2 separate regions of the Homo sapiens genome follow, and region 2 is linked to region 1. The links are chromatin loops, found by intact Hi-C in ENCODE. Cell type or tissue: B cell. All regions are shown on one strand. Links, peaks and the distances in the headings refer to the core of each region. The heading gives the core; the rest is flanking DNA. Region 1 overlaps C5orf67 (chromosome 5 putative open reading frame 67). Region 2 has its middle 63 kb from the start of LINC01948.

Region 1 (5,387 bases), core at 53-5,052:
GGCGTGAGCCACCGTGCCTGGCCCATTTCATTTAATTCTCACTGCAACATTGCAAGTTAGCTATATTATCTGCCTTTTAGGTGAGGATATTGAGGTTCAGAGTGGTGAAGTGACTTGCCAATCACACAATCAAATGACAGCACAGCCAGGGACTCAAACTTGTGTCTTTTAAATAAAAATATAGTGTTCCTTTCAGTTATCAAACTAGTAATTATGATCTTTCGGCTGCTGCATGGAGTCAGGGGGAAGTTCGAAGTTTAGTTGCCTTTTTGAAATTTCAACAGGTTTGGTCTTACTCAAGGAACTTCTTCGGTTTTAATTTAAATTTGGTCATAAGAAGCAATCGATTACCATTTGTTAGGCTATAATAGCTTTCTTCTTCCCGAGCAAAGATGGCAATGCAGGGCAGCTCCTTTATTTAACATATCTAATTCAATGGAAGCACGTGTCCTTTAGTGGGTGATTATCCACCTGCAGGTGGCTGTTCACCTCTGCTTTCTCTGTGTCTTCCTCATTGCTAAAGCACCCCTCCCTGCCATGCTCACCTCAGGAGAGCAGAAACTGTGCTCCTTTTACCAATTCACTTTAAGCGGGAACTGAACTGTCATACAAACCCAGATGCATGATTGCTTCCTGGGCCAGCTTCCTGCCTAATCGCAGTGGCCAGAGTCAATTCAGCTTGATCCAGACATGCCTGAGTGTCTAGCCAATGTCTCCCAGCCCCTAAAAGTTCCTTTCCCACTCTGGTGTGCTTCCTCTTCCCCTAGAAGTTACCTACCGCCTGATGAATGACACTAGGAGCATATATTCCCTTCGAAGTGGCCTGCCTCTTCTACAACAGGAGTGTGTTATCTCCTTGACCTTAACAAAAAACCTTTTTTACATTTTAACTCGTCTTCATTATTTATTCTTATCCAGTGTCACCTGTCTATGCTTCAATGCAGTGTGACACATGTCAGCAGAAATACCGTACATCCTTCACAGAGGAGATACTATTTAAGCTGACTCTTTAAGGACGAGTGGGTCTTTCCTCCGGCATACAAGGCAGAAAATGTCACTCTAGGCAGAAGAATGAGCACATTCCAGGAAGGGAGGAATAACACGGTCGGGGAAGATGTATAATTCACTGTGACGGGAGCCTCAGGTGTTCTTGGGAAGAGCAGGCAAGGAAAGCGGGGAGGCAAACAAGAGCTGTGCATGGCAAGGAGGGACCTGTAGCCTGTCAGGTATAGATATGATGTCTCTCTGTTGTCTCTCTACATCCTAACAGTGGCAACTGGGCCCTTCTAAAAAGAGGAGACAGAGAAAAGGCTATTGGATCACAGAATGCTCCTGGTCTTGCAGTCATACCTGAGCTTTGATCATTGGAATTGCTGTGGTCATTATGACTTGTCGTACTCTGCTCTGGCTGTCTATTCTCCAGTTTGAGCTTTGGCTCTCAGTCTTATTCTGTGGGTAGGGCCACTGACAGTCACAAAGTTTTGCAATAGAGATGATATCTCGGCCATGCTCAAATGGCTTCCCATCCTCCTAGAATAAAATGCAAAGTCCATACCAGAGTCCCACATGATCAGGCACTTGCCTGCTTCTCTGATATCATCTTTTATTATTTTCCCCATGGCTTCTCATGAGGACTGGTCTTGCTGTTCCTCCTGAATGCCAAGCATGTTCCCACCTGTTAGCCTTTGCATGTGCTATTTCCATTACCTGAGACATTCTTCTCCCAGGTGTCTACATGGCTTGCTCACATCATTAGGTCTGGGTTCTAATGTCATCTCCTTAGAGGGATTATCTCAGACCACCTTATCTAACAATAACTCTCTGTCCCTTTAGCTTACTTTATTTTTCTGCATGCCACTCATCACTGCCCAATATTAAACTATGCATTTCCTTATTTGTCTTTGTCCTTCTCTCTTGTTAGAATGTAAGCTTCATGAAGGGAGCAATTTTGTCTGTCCTGTGCATTGCACATAAATCAGTGCCTGACACATAGCAAATAATAAATATTTGCTGAGTGAATGAGTGAATGAATGGTCTAGCCCCTAATCCCTTGAAGAAAAGAGGAGGGTGCAGGGCAGAGTGATCTTGGCAGGAGGAAGTGAAACCCAAGAGAACACACATTTGCAGCACCATCCCTCAGCCACAGAGTCAGAAACGATCATTTTGCTGGCTCTGAGACCTTCCCAACAACTATTACAAGGGCTCCAGGGAGCAGGTCATTGCACAGACCTTCGCTTTCTACAAAGTAGCCTTGGGCGTGCTCCACATAGTTTAAAGCCTAAGCATCAGTTTTTGCACTGTGTTTGTCAAGGAACAAGACCTGAGTGGAAAGATTGCCAGCTCCCACTGAATGCAAGCTGAAATCATGGTGAGAAAAAAAAATGAGAGGAAAGGATTTAGATGTCTAGACCTTTTCCATTTGGAAATGGGGCTTTTCTCTTGCTCAGTCTTTTCATCATAGAGTCAGAACTTCCTGAGCTTTGCAGATTCCCCGCTCAGGCCTCGCTGCTCCTCATTGGTGCTGCAAAGCTCCTAGGAGTCTGCCTGTCGCTCATTTATAGGAAAAGACCTGAGGCCACCCTTGCAGTTCATTACACACTAGCTGTGCTCTCTGGACTTGGGTTTCCCTGCAAGCCCTTTGCACAGCTCCACTCAGCTTTCCATGATTAGAAGTCCTGTTTGCTGCTTACACCCTTTCACTGTTTACAATAAATAGACTGAGGCACTTAAGGCTTCTCATGCTCCATTAGCTATGCGGATTTGACACAAGGATGGGTGAGACTGGTTGCATAGCATGGAGTTGGGTAATAGGAGAAAATGCACCCCTTCTCCTCCCCTGAGATGAAATTTCAGTTGTTCCCACAGTATGTTTTCATTGTACAGTAGATGCAAGAGCTCCAGCTAGTGTGAGAACCGAGCTCAGATAAGAGAAACACAGTGATGGCACGGTTCCTGCAGGGCTCCCATGCTATTTTCTCAGCATTACGGAAACCCAACAATGTCTAAACAGCTGACCTTGTGGTGTGTTGGTAGGTTTGCACAATTCCCAGGGGTCATATTAGCATATGCATTTCAAGGGAGAGATCAAGTCAACTTTGGAAAAAGCAAGACGTCGGTACATTTAAAACTCACCTTCCATCTACATTCTCCCTGAACCACAAGAGAGCAGTTACTAAAGTATCCCTGGGCATAAGGCACGACTGGGTCACAGTGATGCAAGTAGCTCAATTTGCAGTAGCCCATAGAAGCCTTTTTTTTTTTTTAACTGTCATTGGTCTATTTGCTTTTGTATCTCCCAGAATTTGTTTGGAAATAGCCCCTGGATGCTTCACTGTCTTGCATCAGCCTCTTTATTACTCTGGAAAATATTAGTTAGAGTGGCTCAGTTGCTTGTCAGCAGGGAGTAATCATTCCTCATTAGCTGGGGTGGAGTTCCCTGGTGGTCTTTTAAATTTTTTTCCTATTCATGCAATATCCCCACATCTCCCATCTCATGTTGTAATCTCTCTGGTTACATTAAGCTTGTAGACTTTTCCTAAGTTATTGCTTATAAAGAGAGTATTCAGAAATTGTTTATAAAATAGTTTTTAGTGGAATGTCATGCAATTAGCTCTAATTGTCACCTTTCCAAAATTCCAGGAGACTCAAAGGACATTCTGCTAAAATTCTAGAGACCAGAGCCAGGGCAACTCTTCTCTGGAGTGCCAGCACTATTGTCGGCCCCATCACTAAGGCTATTGACCACCACTATTGTGGCTGTCAGCCACCACCAAGATCACTGAGTAGTCTTCTTCTACTCTCTAAGCCACCTATTAGTTGATAAAGTGGACCAAGTCTTAAAACCTTTATAGAGGAGGAGCTCTGTCTGTTTCAATCAATGTTGAATACCTAGTGCTTAGTACAATGCTTGTTACATAGTAGATGCTCAATGAATATGTATCAAATCAATGAGTAGTTCTCTAGTCTGCGGATTGCCTGTTTTTACTACCGATTAATTTGAAACCACCAAACATGTTTGTTTCTTCTCTTGATTATAAGAATGTGATCTTCTAATACTGTCTTCAGGGATCTACAACATAGTGGTTAAAGTATAAGTTCTTCTAACCTATGGTGTTAGCAATCAGCGTAGTGGTTATCCTTAGTTGGGATGGGGTGAGCGGTAACTGAATAGGGTCCTAATGAGGGCTTCTGGGATGCTGGTAATATTCTGGAAATGGTATGGGCAAGTTTACTTTATGAAAAGTAATTAATCTGCACATTTTTGACTTGAACACTGCTGTATATGTGTGCTATTATTCATTAAGATTTTTACAAAATAAGATCTGGAGCTCATTGTCTAGTTTCATATCCTGGCTATCCACTTTCTAGCTGGATGGCCTGAGACAAGTTATTTAACATTTCCTTTCCTCACTTTCTTCATCCGTAAATCAAGAATAATAATATGCCTATGTTATTTGTTTTTTGTGAAAGAAGTATGTTAATCTAGAGTAAGTACTCAAAAAATGTCAGTTTTTATTAGCTATTATTTTTCAGAAGTTGAGATAGTTCAAACCTGATTCATGTAAAGACTTAGAAAATACCATTGACGGTCATTAGAGTACTCATCAGCCTCCAGGAAACACACTCCTAGTTTCTCAAGATCCATGTTCTTCTTAAGGGTCTCTACAAATTTGCTTTTAGTTCTCTTCCAAAGTACACAGACCATAAAGATCAGACAAGGTCTTAAGATCCATTGTAACAATACTGGTTTTCCTAGAGAGGTTCTGTCAAGCACAGAATGCTAGAATCAGAAAAGATCTTAGAAAATACTGTCTGTGCTGTCCCAATATAGTAGCCACTTGTTATATGTGCCTATGTAATCTTACTCTAAATTAGTTAAAAATAAAAATAAAATTAAAAATGCAGTTCCTCAGTTGTATTCATCACACTTTAAGTGCTCAATATATCCCCATGTGGCTAGTGGCTGCCACACCCAACAGTACAGAGACAGAACATTTTCATCACAACAGAAAATCCTATTGGATAGCACTGCTAGATCAACCTGCTCACTCTGTGTATGAAAACATTGAGGTCCAGAAGTCCAGAGAGGTGAAACGATTATACCAAAATCACATAGCTAGTTAAGGAAAGAACTAGACTACAGTTTAGGTGTTTTGATTTCTACTTCAAGATATTTTCCACTTGGTGACAAAGACACCTATGGATCCACAGGCTCTCTCCTGTCGTCATTAGTATGCCACATCTACATTATATATTATCTTGGAGAAATAATTTTGATGGCTCCATATTATCTATACTCTAATACCATTTTACTAACTGGAAACTTCATTTCCATTTCCATTCTAGGGTCCTTTTTTCTCAAAATCAGCAGGCCATTTTGTCACTCA
Region 2 (5,387 bases), core at 141-5,140, 150 kb after region 1:
CTACAGATGGATATGAAAGAATCTAAGTTTCCTTCTGCTGAGAAATTAAAATGCAACTCTTTTGAGTCTCTCTCTGTGTACGTCCATATGTATGTGCACGTAGGAGTTGTACTGTATCACCATCCCTCACTTTATAAAAATCTTTGGATTTTTCCTATACTTCAAACACACTCAGGGAAGCAGATAGCATTGTGTTCACCATGGTAATAATAAGCACTAATAAAACATAAAGGTGATTGCAACTCTAGTATAATCCCCTCGCCAGAGGCATCAGTCTCTTTAAACTTATGTGAGAGGCCAGTGCTTTCTGGAAAATATGCATTTATGTTTTTCTTGTTATGCAACTCCACAGCCTTGCCTTGTTATTTTGTTTTGTCTGCTCCAGAAACATTTAATGGATTACTTGAGACTTCTCCTTTTCACTTTTACTTTTCTTTTGAATTTTACTTGTTAAATTCTGGGATTCCTAGCACTCTAGTGATTGCTCTGCAGGACAGACTTCCGGGACTTTCTACTCCAGGTGAAAACTGTATCTTTCACATTTGCACATAGAGAAGCTTGCCAAAACTATCCTCTAGAGAGAAGAAATTTAAGTCATATGTCATTTATTCCAAGGAACATATTCTATATGTTGCCAGTGGAATGATTTGTCTTTTTCCAGGGATAAAAACTAACCCAAAGGCATTCTGGCTTTATTTAAATCATTCACAAAAGGAGACATTTATTATGGTTGCTATAGTTCTGCACTATTGAGCAAAGTGCCTTGATGTTTATATGCCTGTGGGTCTAGTCCTACTATGAGCTTCCAGAAGGAACTGACCAAGTATAAGAATACTAGTAATATGAGAGTGCCTTATTACATTAGCTGTCTCCAAAATAAGGTTAAATTTGCAAAACATTCAAATGAAATGGCTATCACCTGGTTGTACCATGAGTTATTGAGTCTTAGTGGAAGATCACTAATTTATGACACTAAATTTTTCAGTACAGATGTGAACATTTTTCTGTATTTTAAAAAATCCTTTTTCCTGACAGAGCAGCAAAACCAATTTATTCATTCAACAAAAATATTTTAGGAAATTAGTTTGTGCCAGACAGGGAACTTTAGCATAAAAATGGAAGCTCTCTAAAAGGATTGAGGGGAAATTATAGAGCTGAAAACTACAATATTAGAAATGGAAAATTCATTCAATGTGTTTAACTACAATACTGAACACAACCTTTACTGATCCTGAAGAAAAGATCAGTAAATTTGAAGGCAGTTCAATAGAAATTATTTAAACTAAACCATAAAGAGAAAATGAATGAAGAAAAACAATAGAATGTTTTAGATGTGAGACACTGTTAGATGGTCTGATATACAGGAAACTGGTGTTAAAGAACAGGAAGGAATAAGGCAGAAGAAACATTTATAGAGATAATGGCTAAGATTTAATCCAAGGTTAATGAAAGACATTAATCCACAAATCAAAGATCAGACTCTCCTAAGAGTTTCCTATGCTACTTAGAATAAATTCCAAGATCATAGACTAAAAGTTGCTTTTGATTTGGCTGTGGTTTACCTCTGCAACCTCATTTTCCTGCATACTTTCCTCAGTGAATTCATTCCAACTCATCTTTCAGCTCTTCTTTTAGATATTTCCCTGGCTGGTGCCTCTGGATACTCAGATTTCAGTTCAAATGTCACCTTCTCTTGTCTGACTCTTACCTCTCTACTTGTCAACTCCAGCCCCATTCTCACCTCCCTTTTACTCTCTATTTAATTATTTTGGATTTTTTTCATAGCACATATAATTATTTGAATTTAATTTATGTTATGAATTCACTATTTTATTCTTCACTCATTAGAATGCAAGCTTCTTGAAAGCAGGGAATATGTATTTTTCATCATTGTGTAACATCAATTCTTAGAAAAGTGTCTGGCACATAGGTAGAAGGTCATCGTAGGGGTGTGTGTGTGTGTGCATGTGCGTGCACAGTTTCAGAAATTATTGGGGCCTGTCAAAATTCTGAATAGCTCAGCTCATATTTACTGATGCAGCTCACTCTTCCAGCTCATCTGCACTTCCTCCTTCTGATTCTCATGTTGGCAGGACAAGAGAACACAGAACATGATATTATCACAACATTTTTACCACAGCACACACTTAAGGTTAACCCATCCACAAAGATGCTTATGAAAATCAAACAGAAAAGAGAATAGGAAGCAGGGGGTGAGTGGTTTATTTCTTTTAGACCTGCTGCTTGAACTTACTTAGACTCCTCTTAGATCTGGAGCTGAATTTTTTGACATTCCTGGTCACTTTTTCTACTCAGAGCTGAGTTGGGGTCAAGAAAGGAAAAATAAACTAGTACTTAAATAAAATAGCATACATTTGAATAAGTCTCTTAATTTTTCTAGGTATTTTATCCTGCTAATTCTATTCCTACAGCATCTGTATAAAGAGATAAGCGGGCCAATCTAAAAGGATTTCTAATGAAGTTAGAAAACTGAGGTTCAGCGAGGCTAGGTGACTGTGTAAGTCTATTCTCACACTGCTATAAAGAACTACCTGAGACTGGGCAATTTATTAAAAAAAAAAAAGGTTTAATCGGCTCATGACTCCACAGGCTGTACAGGCTTCTGCTTCTTGAGAGGCCTCAGGAAACTTACAATCATGGTGAAGGCAAAGAGGAAACAAGTACATCTTCACATGGCCAACAGGAGACAGAATGACAGGGGAGGTGCTACACACTTTCAAACAACCAGATCTCATGAGAGCTGTATCTCAGCACTAGGGCAATGGTGCTAAACCATTGGACACCGCCCCCATGATCCAATCACCTCTCACCAGGCCCCACCTCCAATGCCAAGAATCACAATTCAACATGAGATTTGGGTGGGGACACAGAGCTAAACCATATCAGTGACTTTTCCAAGATCTCACAGAAAAAAAAGTCTGGGTTCCAGGTAGCCAAAGTTGTCTTCTAACATTTTCTGCCAATATTAATCTCACATTTTCAACCTCTAAGTCTTAGGTTACCTGCTAAGGATGTTTTCATAGATATGACAATTGAAAAATAGAAAATTATAGATTTCTGATGGGGAGAAATAAATAGCAAGAAATAGTCTTATCACAAGGTCAGAATTAAGACCTTAACACTCTCGAAATTCTTATTGCCCTTGTTTCTAATACAGGCACCATTTAAGCTTATTGTCTCGTTTTCTTCTAGAAACCAAATGCCAGATCATTATTCCTATCATTTCTTATATTCTGCTCATCAGATAGTTTAGTGTTTTTAACCAGAAGTTTGAAGACATAATATAGAAGAAATAAACTCCCAAGTACCCTATGAAAGGGGAAAATTAAACAAGTCATCTTGGTGAACTTCTTGCTTCAGATGCCATCTTACTGCTTTTGTTTGCAATCTTACTGTTGCCTTAATATCTCTGAAACTTAATCATTGTCATCATGAAACTACCATCCCTAATATGAAATTATTTCAGTTCTCCAGTTTTCTCCACCTAACAACTTTGTGTCTTTACCAAACTTCTCATTTTATAAAGTTTTCAACTATGGCTTCAAGGACTGATGACATGACTAGGATGTCTGGTACTGTCCCAGATTGTCCTCTAAGTTCAACCTAACATTTTTCCTGGGTAAAATTCAGCCAAATGCATTGTCTGATGAGAACAATGCTGTGCACCTGGAAAGGAGATAGTGCAAAGAGCCTCCAATTACAAACCAGCATAGGAAATAACTTATATACATGTAATATGAAGACGTTCATTTAAAAATTACTTAGTGAGAGCCTAATCCCTACTTGACCCCGGGCCAAATTCTAGAGACATAAACATAATAAAACACAGTCTCTACACTCAAGCTCATAGTGAGGAAGGCTACTGAAACTATCCACACCCTAGGAGTGGACGTTGTAGTTAGAGTATTTATGAAGTTCCTTTGTAATCTATGAAAATGCTAAGTAAATATGAAGACATTTTGAAACAACCACAAAACATTTGTAAAAAAAAAAACAACTTTATTATTCAAAAACGTATTTTCTGATCTTTTTTCCTTAATTTTACCTCCAAGGGGTTTCAGACTCCTGAGTTCCTCTTACCCAGTGGAAGAATGGCCAGCTCAGATGGTTGGGAACATATCAAACACTTTCTAGCATGTAATATCCACTCAACAATTTTTGTTGAATGAATGAAAGCAGGCAGAATTTGAATAATAAACTGAGATGGAATAGGGCATAGGAAGACAGGATATGGAAATGGAGTTTCATCGAGAGTAAATATACACAGCAGAGGTTTTCCTACTTTCTTGGGGTCATAATCCCCTGAGAAAAATCGAAACCAATTCCGATTGCTCCAAACATTTTATGTATCAAGCAGAGACTTTATGATATAGGACCTTGCCAACATTTCAGGACAGGTTAAACAAACAAACAACAACAACAACAACAAAAAACAAAACAAAAAACCACAACTTTTATGTCTGACTTTCTTTTAGGAAAGATACTTCTAATTTTTTCTTCCTTTTTTTTTTTAATTGTAGGATTTCAGATGCCTCATTCATCGGGCTCATTCAATATGCTCTTTTTGTTGTACAGGTTACATAGGCATCTCAGAGGAGATATTTAGTTGGATGAATAAATGGATCTAGAAAAATATCATCTTATTTTGACAAAGGAAGAAAGGTGAGAAAGGCAGGGAAGCTCAGGGAAACTGATGCTAAGAGGGGCCTCAAGAAAGGTGAGATTTACCATTCGTGGCCATACCAAGGAATTTAGTTACAGATAGATCCTTCTATGGGCACAGTAGCTGGCACCTCCACTAGAACAATTATAATCATTTCTGAGCATCAATCTCCTAAATTATAGAGATGCATAAAAAGATTAGATGAACTCAGTTTTCTAACTTCAGTAGAAATTCTTTAAAATTTGCTACTTATCTCTTCATATGGACGCCACAAGAATATAGCTAACAGAGATTAAATACTTGGAAAAATTAAAAGACCTATTCAAATGTATCCTATTTCATTTAAGTACTAGTTTGTTCTTCCTTTCTTGACTCCAAGTCAGCTCTCAGTAGAAAAAATGGTCTATGAGAAAAGAATGTCACAAAAATGTCAGCTCCAGATCTAAGAGGAGTCTGAATAAGTTCAAGCAGCAAGTCTAAAAGAAATTAACTCCTCATCCCCTGCTTCCTATTCCCTTTTCTGTTTTATTTTGACAGGCATCTGTGTGGATGGGGTACCTTAAGTTTGCTGTGGTAAAAATATTGTGATAATATCATGTTGTGTGTTCTCTTGCCCTGCTGTGATGGTTAATACTGAATGTCAACTTGATTGGATTGAAGAATGCAAAGTATTGATCCTGGGTGTGTCTACGAGGGTGTTGCC

What was found. Hi-C counts contacts between places; a loop is a spot of excess contacts. Peaks named below come from ENCODE experiments on the same cell type or tissue, not always from the same donor. Only the 100,000 strongest peaks of a DNase experiment are listed, where the experiment ranks them.
Region 2: a loop joins it to region 1, with 6 times the contacts of the local background. A loop is called at or near these places in 2 of 110 quality-filtered maps.

Annotation. Positions count from the first base shown.
Region 1 is chr5:56,562,638-56,568,024 of GRCh38, reverse strand. All of the region lies in intron 1 of C5orf67 (chromosome 5 putative open reading frame 67), which reads left to right. Among named protein-coding and RNA genes, the nearest start is that of C5orf67, 41 kb to the left of the region's middle. In B cell, for the core only: no CTCF peak of the experiment used is centred there; a DNase peak (open chromatin) is centred at 2,104; H3K4me3 peaks cover 792 bases.
Region 2 is chr5:56,416,567-56,421,953 of GRCh38, reverse strand. No RefSeq gene overlaps it. Among named protein-coding and RNA genes, the nearest start is that of LINC01948, 63 kb to the left of the region's middle. In B cell, for the core only: no CTCF peak of the experiment used is centred there; a DNase peak (open chromatin) is centred at 2,143; H3K4me3 peaks cover 1,264 bases; H3K27ac peaks cover 4,085 bases.